Linked DNA regions of Mus musculus: region 2 is linked to region 1. Evidence: chromatin loops called from intact Hi-C (ENCODE). Cell type or tissue: left cerebral cortex. All regions are shown on one strand.

What was found. Hi-C counts contacts between places; a loop is a spot of excess contacts. Peaks named below come from ENCODE experiments on the same cell type or tissue, not always from the same donor. Only the 100,000 strongest peaks of a DNase experiment are listed, where the experiment ranks them.
Region 2: a loop joins it to region 1, with 2.6 times the contacts of the local background. A loop is called at or near these places in 2 of 42 quality-filtered maps.

The regions. Positions count from the first base shown.
Region 1 is chr12:112,086,423-112,094,422 of GRCm38, forward strand. No RefSeq gene overlaps it. Among named protein-coding and RNA genes, the nearest start is that of Aspg, 16 kb to the right of the region's middle. In left cerebral cortex, a CTCF peak has its summit at 4,881 (motif pointing left); a DNase peak (open chromatin) is centred at 4,842.
Region 2 is chr12:111,748,746-111,756,745 of GRCm38, forward strand. It overlaps a transcript of Coa8 not described here. Among named protein-coding and RNA genes, the nearest start is that of Klc1, 6.1 kb to the right of the region's middle. In left cerebral cortex, a CTCF peak has its summit at 3,542 (motif pointing left); DNase peaks (open chromatin) are centred at 1,905, 2,144 and 3,955; H3K27ac peaks cover 1,051 bases.

The DNA of each region.
Region 1 (8,000 bases):
GACAACCTGGACCCCCAGAGCCACCCCAGCAACAGCATCCTGGGGCTGGTTGCTATGGAAATGTCAAAGTGCTATGTTCAGACATGACAAGCACCTGTTAATGTACAAAAAAAAAAAATGGGTTGTGGCGTTGGAATGACAGCAGTTCACAGTGATTAACAAGTACAGAAATAAATCACCGCAAATGCAAATACGTTTAGGGAAAAGAACAAGACAAACCCAGCTTTCCCCAAAATGGAGGACCAGGCTGCTGATCACAAGAGCCTTCCAGCTTGGGAAAGCTCACAGCTCAGCCAAGAGACAAGACCCTTGGAGCACAGCCCCGAGAATGCGCATGAAGAGCTTTCAACCCAGCCGTGACCTGCTCTCTGATTCAGTGGGTGTGGGGGGGGCTTTGAAGGAAGGTTGATGGTCAGGTGGGGAAAATAGACATGAGTGGGACAGGCTGAAGGCATTCTGAAAATGTGTGTGGAGACTCCCTGCTTGCCACGTGCTGAGCCAAACAGGATGTTTGGGCTCTGGGCCAAAGGGAGGGAAAGCTGGGGAGGCACAGAGCACATGATGACACGGGGTCTCATCTTCCATCTGGAAATGTCTGATCCTGGACATCCTAGCCCTGTACTGCTGAGGAATGCACGGGGCACAGGAGGCCTTTGAAATGCCAGGAGAAGGCCAGGCCTGTGATCCCAGCTACCTGCCAGTCAGGGGCAGGAGGGTCACAAGTTCCAGCTCGGCATGGCTTGCAATATTTTTTGTGAGAGATTTACATAAGGTGATGGTGCCTGGTTATAAAGAGACATGTTTTTAATGAGAAGAATTTAGAAACCACGCTTTCATCATAGTCCATTAAAATTGTGCACATGCACAATAAAAACATAGCCTCCCCCTTTCAACTGTTCACCAGTTAAATGCAAACAGCATGTTCCTAGACCACTCTTGCATCAAAGAGGAGATCACAGAGTATAATCACAGCCAGCCAGAAGGAAATGAGACCTTACACTGCTAACACGTGTGAAATGCCCAGGATGTAAGATAACCAGTGCGTGCTCTTTAAAACTCATGAAAACAACTGTGGACATGAGATGGATTTGAGAAGGCGGAGCTAGCAGTGAATAGGGATGGTTGTATCTGGAGCCAGATCCACATATCAGCCCCTCACTGGTCTGGTTAAAAACTAAGGTGCCCACACTATGCTAAAGCCTCACACTTCCAAGGCCAGCCCCTTGCCCAGTTCTGTCAGAAGAGCCCCATCAGCCACAGTGCTGAATGGTGTCTACCAGGAAGCTCTGTAGAGCACTCATACAGGCAGCCCTGCTTCACCTGCACCCTGCTTAAAGCCTGCACAGATGTGAGCTGCCTTCGTCGGTTGGAGAATGGTGGAAGTCTCCAGAAACCCAAGTTTCCAGATGCTCCCTCAGGCCCTGCCTTGCCAGTAACTTTCTACGACATGGCCCTGCAAGGCTTTTTGGGTTTGGTCTGTGTTACAGGCAGCCAGACACATCTCCTATCTGATAAGGTGTGAACTCAAAACAAAACAGAAAAGAATGCATAGCCAGTGAACAAGTGTGGAACATGTTAGTCAGGATCAAAGGCCGACAGAGATGGAGACCCGGACAAGTGTGGTGTGAGCCGTTGTTTCTTCAGGGCTGCTTATTCAGATGCTGAAACTCAAGTCTTGACTCAGAGCAGCTCCACTCCCAGAAAGCAGAGAGCCAGGCCTGGAGGCACATGCCAGTAATCTCAGGACTCAGGAGGCTGCTGCGGGCCGAGCCCAAATCTGAGGCCAGCCTTCGGGATACAACAAAGGCGATTAATTCAGAGAGAGGTCTGAACACTTAAGTTCAAAAACCAGGACTGGGCTGGGGACATCACTCAGTTGGTAGAGCACTTGCCTAGCTTGAAAAGCCCGAGTCTGAGAGACCAGCAAGTGATGCACATCTTAGACCCCAGCACTCAGGAGCGAGGTCTCTGAGTTCGAGGCCAGCCTGCTCTACAGAGCGAGCTCCAGGCCACCCAGGGTCACAAGAAACCCTGTCTTGAAAAGAAATAAAGGAAAAAAGAAAGAAAGAAGGAAGGAAGAAACAAAGAGAAAAAGAAAAGAGGAAACTTTGTTTGACCTCAGCACCACATAAACTGGAGGTGGTGATGCTCACCCGTGCTCTCGCTTTGGGGGCAGAGGCAGGAGGATCAGGGAGGTTCAAGGTCCTCCTCAGGTTTAGTAAGCTTGAAAGCAGACAGGGCTACATGAGATCTTGTCCAAAATAAATCAAAACTCAATTATGCACCTCGAGGGCTTAGAAAAACATGAGCAAGCTGTTCCACAAACCGGTAGGGAGATAAAGGGGGCGGCAGAGACTGATGAGACAGAGAGACTATAAGAACAAAGGGTCAAGTAAACAGAGTTAGTTCTTTGAAAATACAAACAAGATCACCAGGCATTAGCTAAACCCATCAGGAGGAGATGACCCAGGCGATATGAAAAGAGAGCCCGAAGACATGCTTGCGAAATTCACAGGGTCTTTAAGGAGTATTCTTTAAATGTATATATTTAAAATCTGGGGGATCTAAAAGAAATAGATGAAGTCTTAGGAATGTATGTATGATCAGCAGATCTAAAATGAACAATGATGTTAGTGTGGATGTTAGTGTTATTGTCTGACAGGGACTCGGTGTCTCAGGAAATCAAAGCAAGGACTGAACATCAGGACTGTATAAAAGTTAACATCCTTCACGTGGCAGAGGAAACAAGAACAAGGTGACAGGTTGGGAAAACAGCTTTGCTAGCTGAACATCTGACAGTCAAATCTCGGCCACAAAGAAAATCCTCAGCACAGAGAGAACAAGTCAGGCAGTCGGTGGGAAATGAGCAGACGGTCGTCAACAGAGGCACTGGTGGTCAATAAATAAATGGCCCATGCGTGCTCAGCCCTGGGGAAAGACTACACCGATCTCAGCAGTCCTTAGTTACCTGTTGTCCTCTTCCTCCTCTTCCTCCTCCTTCTCCTTCTCCTCCTTCTCCTCCTCCTCCTCCTCCTCCTCCTCCTCCTCCTCCTGCTCCTTCTCCTTCTCCTTCTCCTCCTGCTCATCCTCCTCCTCCTCCTCCTTCTGCTCCTCCTTCTTCACTTTTTGTTTTGTTTTGTTTTCTTGTTGTCAAGGTAGGGTTTATCTGTTTTAGCCCTGGCTGTCTTGCAACTTGCTCTGTAGATCAGACTGGCCTCCGACTCACAGAGATTTGCCTGTCTCTGCCTCCGGAGTGCTGGGATTAAGGGTGTCACCACACCACCCGGCTGTAGTCCAAGTTGAGGCCTTGTGCACTTCCTCCCTTCTCCCCCCCCCCACCATGTTTGCCCATCTGTTTGTGTTTCCTTGTTTAGGGAAGAGCACAATTGGTTATCCAATACCACATGGTCAGCCCTAAAAACATGTAACTGAGTAAGTTGTATTTGTACATTTAGGAATAAAGACAGACATATAGACACAGACAGACAGACATATCTGCAGCAACAATTAAAGAAAAAAGAGACCAAAGATTTGAAAGAGAATGAAATTATATTTTATGTGTGTGTGTGTGAGACTCCAGGCCAGGCACAGTAGTTCACACTTTTTTGTTTTGGTTTGGTTTTTTTTTTGAGACAGGGTTTCTCTGTATAGCATTGGCTGTCCTGGAACTCACTCTGTAGACCAAGCTGGCCTCGAACCCAGAAATCTGTCTGCCTCTGCTTCCCAAGTGCTGGGATTAAGGGCATGTGCCACCACCGCCCGGCAGTAGTTCAATTTATAATCCGTGTGCTTCAGAGGCAAAGGCAGGTGGCTCTCTGTGCATTCAAGGCCAGCCTGGTCTACCTAGAGAGACTCTGTCTCAAAAAGCAAGCAAAAAAAAAAAAACCCAAAAAACAAAACAAAAAAAAAACCAACAAACAAAAACAAAACCAACCTCTCTTGATATTCCATTTTACCCAAGGAATTTCAAATTAACATGTTACAGAGATACCTATACAATGTTTGTTCTGACACTATTCTCTGTGACCATGATAGTAAATCAACCGCAGTGCCTGTCAGCACATAAACTGGTAAGGTGTACACATTCACTGGGGGTTTCCTTAATTGTAAAGAATAAAATTGCTTTTTTTTTTCCAGGAAAAATGGATGAACTGGGAGATCATCCTGCTAAGAAAAATGAAGAGCAGAGTCAGAAAGACAAACGCCCTGTGTTTCCCCAATATCCGGAATCTGGAGTTTTGAAAATATGGACACAGGCGGAAGATGTGAAAGAGGAGTGGGGGGCAGAGAGAGGTTTCCCAGGAGCAGTGGGGGGACAGGAAGCAGAGAGAGGTCTCTCAGGAGCAGTGGGGAGATGAGAGAGCAGCCGGGGGCAAGCAAAAGCAGGATGCACACGCGGGAAGAGGCGGCATGGAGCTGCTGGTTCCTGTGCTAATGTCTCTCTGCCTTTGAGGAGCAGAGGCAGCACAGGCAGGCATCAGAGTCCTGCCAGCAAACACCTTGGGCATTTTCTCTTTCCACAGAGTGGGCTTACGAAAGCCTGGCAGGACCTGTGCCCATCTGAAGCTTCACTGCAAAGGCCAGGCAGTCACTCTACAGGGAGGGAGATGCTGGAGACAGAGCCTGCCTTTCAGTGTGCTATTCGTTATTTGGAAAATGCCACGTTGACCTCAGAGCACGGTAACATTCGAAGGCTCCCGAGGAGTCTGAGATTATCCTGTGCTCTTGAAGACCTGCAATGAGGGAGCAGCTTGCCAGCGTTTACCCGGTGTCCTCCCCTGAAATCGTGTTCTCCAATGAGCCACTTTCAAGAAAGTCTTGGAAGGCTTCCCTAGCATGCGACTTGGTCATTTGGACACCACTGCCACCTACTGTATCGCTTCCAGCACTGCACTTAGCCAGCACCTGAGACATCAGATGTCGGTGACATCCTGTGAGTGCAGGGAGCAGACCTGCACCAACCCACGGAAGCAGGATTTTTGTTTGTTTCATGTGTATTTGTTTTATGGGTATTTTGTATGCATATGTATATGTGCATTAATGAATGTTTGGTGCCCCCAAAGGACAGAAGAGGGCTTTGAATCTCTGGAAATGGGCTTGCAGACTGTTGTGAGGTGTCATGTAGGTACTAGGAATTGAACTTGGATTCTTTGCTCTTAGCTGTGTGGCCATCTCTCCAGTCCTGGAAGCATGTTTATATAGAAGTCAGTGCTCTGGCTCCTTCTGTTTGGCATTGTTGATCGCTTAGTGTCCTAGTTCATTTCTGTTGCTATGATAAACATACTGATAAAAGCAACTTGAGGGTTTCCATCTGCACCTGGAACTGACCCTGTGCCACAGCTCTGCACACCCAAGTATGGCTGGAAGAGAGATGGTCTCCCAGGAGTATCGAAATGCCTGTGAGCACAAGTAAGACCACCACTTCTGCTCAAGTTCCTAACCCAAGAGGGACCCACCAAGAGCCATCAGGACACAGGAACCAAAGAACAGCCAGGGACAGGATCCTTCTGGTTTCTGTCTGCACCCTGGAGCTGACCCTGCCATTGCTCTCCATACCCAAATTCCTACAGGAGAAAACTGGTCTCCCAGGAGTACCAGGATACAGGCTTGCAGAAGGGACAAGCCACAGTCAGAGACAGCAAGAACAGCTAACACCAGAGATAACCAGATGGTAAGAGGCAAGGACAAGAAGATAAGCAACAGAAATCAAGGCTACTTGGCATCATCAGAACCCAGTTCTCCCACCACAGCCAGCCCTGGATACCCCAACACACCAGAAAAGCAAGACTCTGATTTAAAATCACATCTCATGATGAGGATAGAGGACTTTAAGAAGGACATAAATAACTCTCTTAAACAAATACAGGAGAACACAGGTAAACAGGTAGAAGCCCTTAAAGAGGAAACGCAAAACTCTCTTAAAGAATTACAGGAAAACACAACCAAACAGGTGAAGGAATTGAACAAAACCATCCAGGATCTAAAAATGGAGATAGAAACAATAAAGAAATAACGAAGGGAGACAACTTTGGAGATAGGGAACTTAGGAAAGAGATCAGGAGTCATAGATGCAAGCATCGCCAACAGAATACAAGAGATAGAAGAGAGAATCTCAGGTGCAGAAGATACCATAGAAAACATTGACACAACAGTCAAAGAAAATGCAAAATGCAAAAAGCCCAAAATATTCAGGAAATCTAGGACACAGTGAGAAGATGAAATCTAAGGATAGTAGGTATAGAAGAAAGTGAAAATTCCCAATTTAAAGGGCCAGTAAATATCTTCAACAAAGTTATAAAAGAAAACTTCCCTAACCTAAAGAAAGAGATGCCCATGAACATACAAGAAACCTACAGTACTCCAAATAGACTGGACCAGAAAAGAAATTCCTCCCATCACATAATAGTCAAAACACCAAAAGCACAAAACAAAGAAAGAATATTAAAAGCAGTAAAGGAAAAAGGTCAAGTAACATATAAAGGCAGACCTATCAGAATTACACCAGACTTCTCACCAGAGACTATGAAAATTAGAAGATCCTGGGCAGATATCATACAGACCTTAAGAGACTTCACTGGAGTGGACGTAGCATGCAACCCCAGGCTACTATACCCAGAAAAACTCTCAATTACTGTTGATGGAGAAACCAAGATAGTCCATGTCAAAACCAAATTTACAGAATATCTTTTCATAAATCCAGCCCTAAAAAAGGATAATAGATGGAAACCGCCAACACAAGGAGGGAAACTAATCCCTAGAAAAAACAAGAAAGTAATCTTCTTTCAACAAACCCAAAAGAAGAGAGCCACACAAACATAGAAATAACATAAAAAATAGCAGGAAGCAACAATCACTATTCCATAATATCTCTTAACATCAGTGGACTCAATTCCCTAATAAAAAGACATAGACTAACAGACTGGATACATAAACAGGATCTTCACCAATCCTACATCCAATAGAGGACTAATATCCATTGTATACAAAGAACTCAAGAAGTTAAACTCCAGAGAACCAAATAACCCTATTAAAAAGTGGAGAACAGAGCCTAACAGAGAATTCTCAACTGAGTAAACTTGAATAGCCAAGAAGCACCTAAAGAAATGTTCAACATCCTTAGTCATCAGGGCAATGCAAATCAAAATGACCCTGAGATTCTACCTCACACCAGTCAAAATGGCTAAGATCAAAAACTCAGGTAACAGCAGATGCTGGTGAGGATGTGGAGAAAGAGCAACACTTCTCCATTGCTGGTGGGATTGCAAGGTGGTACAACTACTCTGGAAACCAGTCTGGTGGTTCCTCAGAAAATTGGACACAGTAGTACCTGAGGACCCAGCTATACCATATGTAGCAGAGAATGGCCTTGTGGGGCATCAATGGGAGGAGAGCCCCTTGGTCCTGAGGGTGTTTGATGCCCCAGTGTAGGGGAATGCTGGGGCAGGAAGATGGGAGTGGGTGGATGGGGGAGCACCCTCATAGTGGCAGGAGAAAGGAGGAGATGGGGGTTTCTGGAGGGGAGACATGGAAAGGGGAAAACATTTGAAATGTAAATAAAGAAAATATCCAATTTAAAAAAAAAGAAAAGAGATAAAAAAAAAAAGAAGAAGCAACTTGCAGGAAAAAAGGGGGTTATTTCAGTTTGTAATTCCAGGTCACAGACCATGATTGTGGGGACATCAAGGCAGGAGCTTCAAACAGCTAGTCACATTGTATCCACAGTGACAAGCAGAGAGAAATAAGCACAGCACATTACCTGCTTGCTTGCTCTGCTCATTTTGGTTTCTCCACTCATAGACAGTTCTGGACCCCAGTCTAGGGAATGGAGCTGCCCACAGTGGGCTGGGTCTTCCCACATCAGTTAATTTAGACAACCCCTTACAAACATACCCACAGCACATCTCAATATGGACAATCCCTCACTAAATCTCTCTTCCCAAGTTATGTCAGGTTAACAATTAAACCACAAGGGCTGATATAATACGAAATAGCCAGCATGA
Region 2 (8,000 bases), 340 kb before region 1:
AAGGCCTCGAATTCAGAAATCTGCCTGCCCCTGCCTCCCAAGTGCTGGGATTAAAGGCGTGTGCCACCACGCCCGGCTCTGAGTTAGGTTTAAAGCTGAAGTATGTCAAGGTGCTGGCTAGCTCGTGCCTGTATTAGGGAGGCAGGAGGATTGCAGCAAAGTTAGCCTGAACTGCACATTGGCTCCTAGGCTAGATCGAGGGATACACAGTCTGTGATTCAACCCCTAACTGCCAACAATAGCAAAGAGCCCTTGCCCTGCATGCAAGAGGCCCTGGGTTCAGTCCTCAGCACTGAAAGATCACTTCCTACCACGTAGCCCAAGCTGGCCTCCAGCTCTTTGTCCTCGGTCTCTGCTCCCTCAGAGCCAAGACTACAGGCGCACTGCCACCTGCATTCAGCTTTGCTGTTGATTTTTGTTGCTGCTGCTGCTGTTTTTGTTTTTTCCTTGTTGTAAAAACAGGCAGAATTACTGTTTTGGCCTCGTTATGTATGTGTGTTCACGCATATGTGTGCTGAGAATTGAACTGAGGGTATATAGCCCAAATTCCAATTTATTTATTTGTTTATGTATGTATGTATTTTATGTATATGAGTAACCTGTCTTAATGCACACCAGAAGAGGGCGTCAGATCCCATTACAGATGGTTGTGAGCCACCATGTGGTTGCTGGGATTTGAACTCAGGACCTCAGGAAGAACAGCTTGTTTTAACCTCCGACCCATCTTTCCAGCCCCTCCAAACAATATTTGACTATGTACCAAGATACACTTAGATAGTCCTTAGAGCTCAGATTAGGGAGGTCTAGTGCTCTGTCCCTCAGAGGGTAGCTAAGGCCTGGTGGTGGAACACTTAGCTAGGAGTCAGGGGCTGTAGTTTGAATCTATAAAACAACAAACCCAAAGAGAAGAGTTCAGATCTTCCCAAGGCATAGAAGAAAGAAATGTTTAAGTGTGTGGATGTGGGATTGTGATAGGCAGCCTATTTTGGTTGAATAGGCTATTTTGGTTGAATGGGGCTCGCTCCGGTGACCCAATAGAGAAATCTACGAGGGACCGGAAAGGCGAGCCACGTTCCCAGAATCAGGTGCCTGTCCATAATTCTGTGACTCAGTCACGAAAAGTCCCAAGCTTCTGTCATTCTGGCTAGACTCCACCCCCACAGCTACCTGACTATAGCCAGGTATGCTCCTCCCCACAGTTACCTGGCAACAAACAGCAAGATAGCCCAGCCCACTATAAAAGGGGCTGCTTGGCCCCTCCTCACTCTCTTTAAGCCCTCACCTCTCTTACTCTCTAGCCCTCCTTCTCTCTTTCTCTCCCCCTCTCTCCACATGGCCATGGCTCATCTCTCTTTCTACCGTCTCTCTTTCTCCCTGCCTTTCTACAATAAAGCTCTAAAACTGTAGACTGTCTCTGATCATCAAGGCCCGCTGTGCTTGAATGATGGAATAGGCTTTCTCCTAATGAGCTGCGTCTAACCTCCTGCCAGAGGCCATCCTGTGCTCCAGCCACTGACCTGACCAAGGACTCTCTCATCCGAATGGGAACCATCCAGCGCCCCCTCTCCCCCTGACCTCTCCTCCCTTCGGCCCCGAGGCCCAGTGCCACCCTGTCCCCATTCTGTCCTCAGCTCTTCCGTGGTATCCAGTGTGGGATGCCCAAGGCTGAGAACCTGGTACCTAGGGCTGCCCCTTGTCCACCACCTGCTCAGATGGAGTCAGTGGCTTAACACAGCCAGACACCCATCCGGGGCCACGTGGAAAGCATGCAGCAGTCCTCCGCGTCTGCCCGGAACTCTGGCAGGACGCAGGTTTTCTCCCATCCCTCTTTCCCCCACATCCACAGCCCCGCATGCGGAGATGCTAATTATAGGCTGGGGATAAGCCTGGGGGTGGGGAACTTGCCTAGCATGCACAAGGCTTTATTCAACCCCACCAGCACACACACCACACTGTATGATCCCGTCCACATGAGATACTGAGAGTAGTCAGAACACCCTTACCAGAGTTCCATGAGAACACAGTACGGAACCCAGCCCCTGTTCAGGGCACAGTGCTATACAGGTTTTCCCTGCTGCAAATATGAACTTGCACCCTCCTGAAAAATCCTACTGAAATATCCCCAGTCTCTCGCTAGCAGACTTCCAGGTCCCAGCATCTCATCTGGAGAAATGAATTTATATCCAAAAGGGTATTGGCATCCACACATCCTCCTACCCCACTCTTCCCTGACTCCTGCCTGTGAATCATGGCTGTAGGCTTGTGTTGTGAAAACTCCATCATCCTCAGAAAAGACAGAAGAGGAGACCCCTCTTCTACACTGTGGACCCCGATTTCCTCTTAGAGCTTCTGTGATGCTGCTGTTGTGATCTCAAGACATGGCCTCTGTCATCTTGTCCTCTCTTGTCTGAAGACCGTCAAGTTCCAACTTTCTATTTCAGGGCTGGGCCTGGGAGCCAGGATGTTGGATGTGTTGGCAAGTGCTCTTTTGCCGAGCTGCATCCTTACCTCACAGTGTCCGCCTTACAAGGTGAGAAGGGTCATGGAGATGCATGATGAGGTGGCTGTAAACGGTTCATGTGTTGAATGATGCTCAATATTCGTAATGGTTTAGATGGTAAATTTCACATTGGGTGCACTTTACTGCCATAAAAATAGGAGGAAAGATATGCAAGCAACAGGAGATAATCACAAAACATGTTCTGACTAAGGTCGGATGCTCAGTCCGTAAAAAGGACTCAGTAACAAGATGGCTGACGTTAGGCATTTTGGTGGCGCTTGTAATTCTAGTACTTGAGAGGCAGAGGCAGGAAAATCATGAGCTTGGGAGACATAATGAACCCAAAAATAAAAGCAAAAAGACCTCACCCCACCTCAAAAAAAAAAAAAAAAAAAGAACCAAGCCAAAGAAAGATATGTAATCTCAGGGTGTGGCTCAGTTCCTAGTGCCTGCCTAGCACACAAGAGGCCCTGAGTTCTACTTCACACCACCTATAAAATAGGCATGGAGTATAGAAAAAGTTCAAGTTCACCCTTGGCTACATAGTGACGTAGAGGCCAAGCCTTGACTACATGAGACCCTATGTTTCATAAACAAACCTAAACGTAGATATTGTGGTGGTTTGAATAGGAATGGCCCCCACAGACTCAAGTGTTTGAATGCTTGGCCCATAGGGAGTGACAGTATTTGGAGGTGTAGCCTTTTTAGAGGAAGTGTGTCACTGTGAGGGCGGACTTTGAAATCTCCTATGCTCAAGCTATGCCCAGTGTGGCACATAGTTTCCTTCTGCTGCCTGCGGATTGAAAGTTCCTTTTCCAGCAAGCACCATGTCTGCCTGGTTGTCACCATGCTTCCTGCCAAGGTGACAATGGACTAAACTTCTGAACTGTAAGCCAGCTCCAATTAAATGTTTCCCTTTGGGCTGGTGAGATGGCTCAGTGGGTAAGAGCACCCGACTGCTCTTCCGAAGGTCCGGAGTTCAAATCCCAGCAACCACATGGTGGCTCACAACCACCTGTAATGAGATCTGACTCCCTCTTCTGGTGTGTCTGAGGACAGCTACAGTGTACTTACACATATAATAAATAAATAAATCTTAAAAAAAAAAAAGTTTCCCTTTATAAGAGTTGCCATGGTCATGGTGCCTGTTCACAGCAATAAAACCCTAAGACAGACATATAAATGTGCAGTGAGCATGTGATATTTACAGCATGATAGTCACAGAAAAAAAAATGCAACTTTAATCTGCAAAGAGGGTCTGGGGTGAGGCTCTGGATTCAATCTCTAGCACCACAAAACAAAAAACAACAACAACAACAACAAAAACGAAGCCCTCTAAGACACTACACGTGGGCTGACACGCATGGCAACACCAGATGTCTGAGATGCTTTAATTGTGTTAAAGCAGGAGCAGGCCAAGTCTCTAACTACAGGCGGATGGTGACTCATGAAGGAGTCACATGGGTGACTGTCACTAAGAAAGATGTGACAGCGTCACTACCACACCATCCCAGTGCCATAGTTTTGGGGCAGGCAGAATGAGTAGGTAAAGACGCCAAAGAACCCCAGCCCACATGGGCTGCTGGGCAAACCAGGAATGCAAGTGCCACTGCTTGGTAGGGTTTTCAGGTACACAGCTGGAAAGTTTCCTCCAAACTCTTCAGGTCTCGTCATGTGACAAGACCCCCTTTAATTCCAGCAGGCTGATGTTTGTGAGTTCATGGCCAGTTTGGTCTACAGAGTAAGTTCCAGGACAGCCAGGGCTACATAGTGAGACCTTGTCTTGAAAAAAAAAAAACCAAAATAAAATAAGGATGGGCCTAGCGTTATGTGAGAACAGCTACCAAGACCCTAGACCTCCTGAGCCATGATTGGCAGGAAGTGACATGGTGGCCTGCAGAACTTGGGGAAACCTTAGGTACTCCGTGGGGAAGCTGGCTCATCCATACAGGGCTTAGTCCTCAGCCCCACAGACATTCCTAGGAGAATGTGAGGGGCAGAGCTGGCCAGGCTGCCTCCTGTGGGAGTCCCAGCTCTCGCCAGCTCTCAGCGCCGCCGTCTCACTGGCCGGCTCTCCCCTCAGCCCTGCCATTCTGAAGGCAGCAGCCCTAGAGCTTTGTGCAGGGCAGTTTTGGCTCCGCAAAAAAAAAAAATGTCTGGAAGTTCCATTTTTAGAATTAAAGCCTCAGACGAGAAAGGGTGTGATCGGCAGGAGGAGCTGGGTTAGCCCCAGGGCCGGATACCAGGACGGGTGTGCCCAGTGACTCTACCCAGAGCCTGGCACTGAGGTCAGGAGGGGGCTGCATGCGTCTGAGGGGAGGGGCAGGGGCATCCAGCTGCCATGCCACCCACTCACCTGCCCTCCAGCCCCTCCCAGCCCGAGGGAGGGAGCTTCCCAGGCGACCTCCCAGCCTACCTTACTCTCCCGTTTCCTTCTTCCTATTGCTTCTTCCTGCTCCTCTCTCTTCTTCCTTCCTTCCTTCCTTCCTTCCTCCTCTCCCCTCTCCCTCTCTTTTCCTCTCTTTTTGGGCATTTGTGGACAACTTCATTCTCCTGTTTCTTTTTCTTTTCTTTCTTTCTTTCTTTCTTTTTTTTTTTGTCTTTTCGAGACAGGATTTCTCTGTGTAGCCCTGGATGTCCTGGAACTGACTCTGTAGACCAGGCTGGCCTCAAACTCAGAAATCCGCCTGTCTCTGCCTCCAAGTGCTGAGATTAAAGGCATGTGCCACCACCGCCCAGCTCCTGTCTTCTTAAGACAAATACCTATGCATATTTACATTAAAAAGATGGATGCTTTTTTAAAAAAAAATTAGTAACTAGCACTGTCTCTACTCAGCAGTTCTATTTCTTCTTTCTCCTCTTTCTTCCCCCTTCTTTTTTTTTTTTTTTTTTTTTTTTTTTATTTATTTATTATATGTAAGTACATTGTAGCTGTCTTCAGACACACCAGAAGAGGGAGTCAGATCTCGTTACGGATGGTTGTGAGCCACCATGTGGTTGCTGGGATTTGAACTCTGGACCTTCGGAAGAGCAGTCGGGTGCTCTAACCCACTGAGCCATCTCACCAGCCCATCCCCCTTCTTTTTTAAAGACAGGGTTTCTCTGTGTAGCCCTGGCTGTCCTGGAACTCACTCTGTAGATCAGGCTGGTCTTGAACTCAGAGCTCTGCTGCTTGCTTTGGCCTCCACCTCCCGAATGCTGGGACTAAGGGCGTGCACTCATTTGGCTTTCTAATTCCAGCTTCATCTCAGCATCTGTTACAGGCTATCTCCAAGCCTGCAACGCCAATGAGACTTTGTCTCAAAATCAAACAAAACAGCAGCAACCACAAAACCTAGGGTTTATTTATTTATTTATTTGTTTATGCTTATTATCCAGCCCTTAGGAGGTGAAGCCCAGAGGAACAGACATTCAAGGTCACCCTGACTACATACTGAGTTTAAGGCCAACCTGGGCTACATGAGACCTTGTTTTGAGAACAAACAGAAGGACAATGTTCTGGGCTAACTTTGTCAACTTGACACAAGCTGTAGTCATCAAGAAGGAGAGAGCCTCAGCTGAGAAAACACCTCCATGAGATTGGGCTGTGGGCAAGCCTGTAGTGATTGATGAGAAAGAACCAGCCCACTGTGTGTGGGGCCATCCCTGGGCTGGTGCTTCTGGGTTCTATAAGATAGCAGGCTGATAAGCAGCTCTCTTCCCTGGCCTCTGCCTCCAGGTTCCTGTCCTGCTTGAGTTCCTGTCCTGACTTCCTCCAGTGATGAACAGTGTGATGTGGAAGTGTAAGCCAAATAAACCCTTTCCTCCCTAAATTGCTTTTGGGTGTGGTGTTTTATCATAGCAATAGTAACCCTAGCTAGGACAGAAACCAAACCTTCGAGTTGAGCCCCAGCCTTGTTTCACATTTCTAGGTAGTTTTACTGATCTGTCCAGGTTTGGGAGCAGGGCAGAGGGCCACAGGCTGAAGGAGAAGGAAATAATGAGGCCAGAGAACCACATGTTTCCATTTGGGAAGGGAAAAGGGTGGAGAAGCAGACAGGCAGTGCTACCGTGCTAGCTGCTCTTGCTGGATGGAACAAGACCAGCACTCAGGCTTCCTGGGTCAACATGCTGCATTTGGAGCCACCCTAGTCCCTAGGGTTAGCCAGGGTCCTTTGATGCCCTATGGTGGCACAGCCCCCCAACCCTTGAGCTGGTTCCATGGATGCTCAGAGGCCACAAGGATCTCTGGGAACAAGTGTGAAGGCTTCCCCCTGGTAGCCCTATGTTTGTTCCCTAGGCCCTGTTCCTCTAGGCTCACTGAGATGGGCAGATAATACGTTTGCTTGCCCAATGCATCCTGCTGATTGAGACCTTCCCACTGTGAAGGTAGAGCTCACCTGGACCATGACTCCTGCCTCCGCCAGTCTCCAAGTCAAAAGCACTGAGAAACTCTGTTGTGATCCCTAAAGCTGAGAGACATAATGTCTCTCCAAGAGATAACCGGTAAATCTCGAAGCCTACAGAAGCTGGGCTACATATCTGTAAAATGGGGGCAATAGTGCTCTCTTCAGTGGCTGTGAGGGTCAAATGATCAACAGAGACAGACTAGGGCTGGAGATGTAGTACCTTATTTTGTAGAGTGTTTGCCTGGTATGCACAAACCCAAGGTTTAATCCCCAGCACAGTATAAACTGGGCATTGTGGTGTATGCCTCTAACCCCACCATTTGGGAGGTGGAGGAAGAGGTTCATAAATGTAAAGTCATCCTCTATTCATAGTGAGTCATAGTGAGTTTGAGATCTACTTGGGATATATAAGACCCTACTCAAAACATTTAAAACAAAAAAGACAAAGAAAGAAACAATGTATTCAGCAAGGATGGGTGCTGGTCTCAGAGATCTGAGGCTAGCTGTATAGATCTTCCTTTGCTTCACCCAGCCACCAGGCAGCTGTCCTGCCAAATATTTGAGTAGCAGGGTGCAGTATCCATGCCTTTTGCCTTGGTCAGCTCCTCCCCTGAGGGAGCAACCTCAGTCATTAATGGCTCCAAGAACTGGCAGGAATCCTGACAGTTATGACAGAAATCAAGGACTCAAAGGGCCTGAGTGAGTGTCTCTTTCTCGGGGGTGGAGGTGTGGGGTGTGTGGGGGGGTGGGAACGAGGCAAAGAAAGAGAAGGGTCAGCTTGAGCTTCCTCTCCTACACTGGCCACTGACCACGGTGACAGGTGCCAGGCCAAACTGTGAGGACTGAGAATATAGAACTCTCTGGCTCGAATGCTGTCAGGTCAGAGGACAAGCAGCTGTGTACACTGACCACATTTACAGTAGGGGAGGGGACAGGCAGAAGCCTGGAGGAGGCCTTGGCCAGGCTGGCATGGCCATAGAAGGCTCTTTTTTTTTTTTTTTTTTTTTTGAGGGAATGGCTCTGCCTGAGCCTTCAAGTACCTGGGATACATTTGTTGTGATCTAACTACTTTCTGTGGGAAAAACATGGTCATGGCTATGATGGAGCAGAGG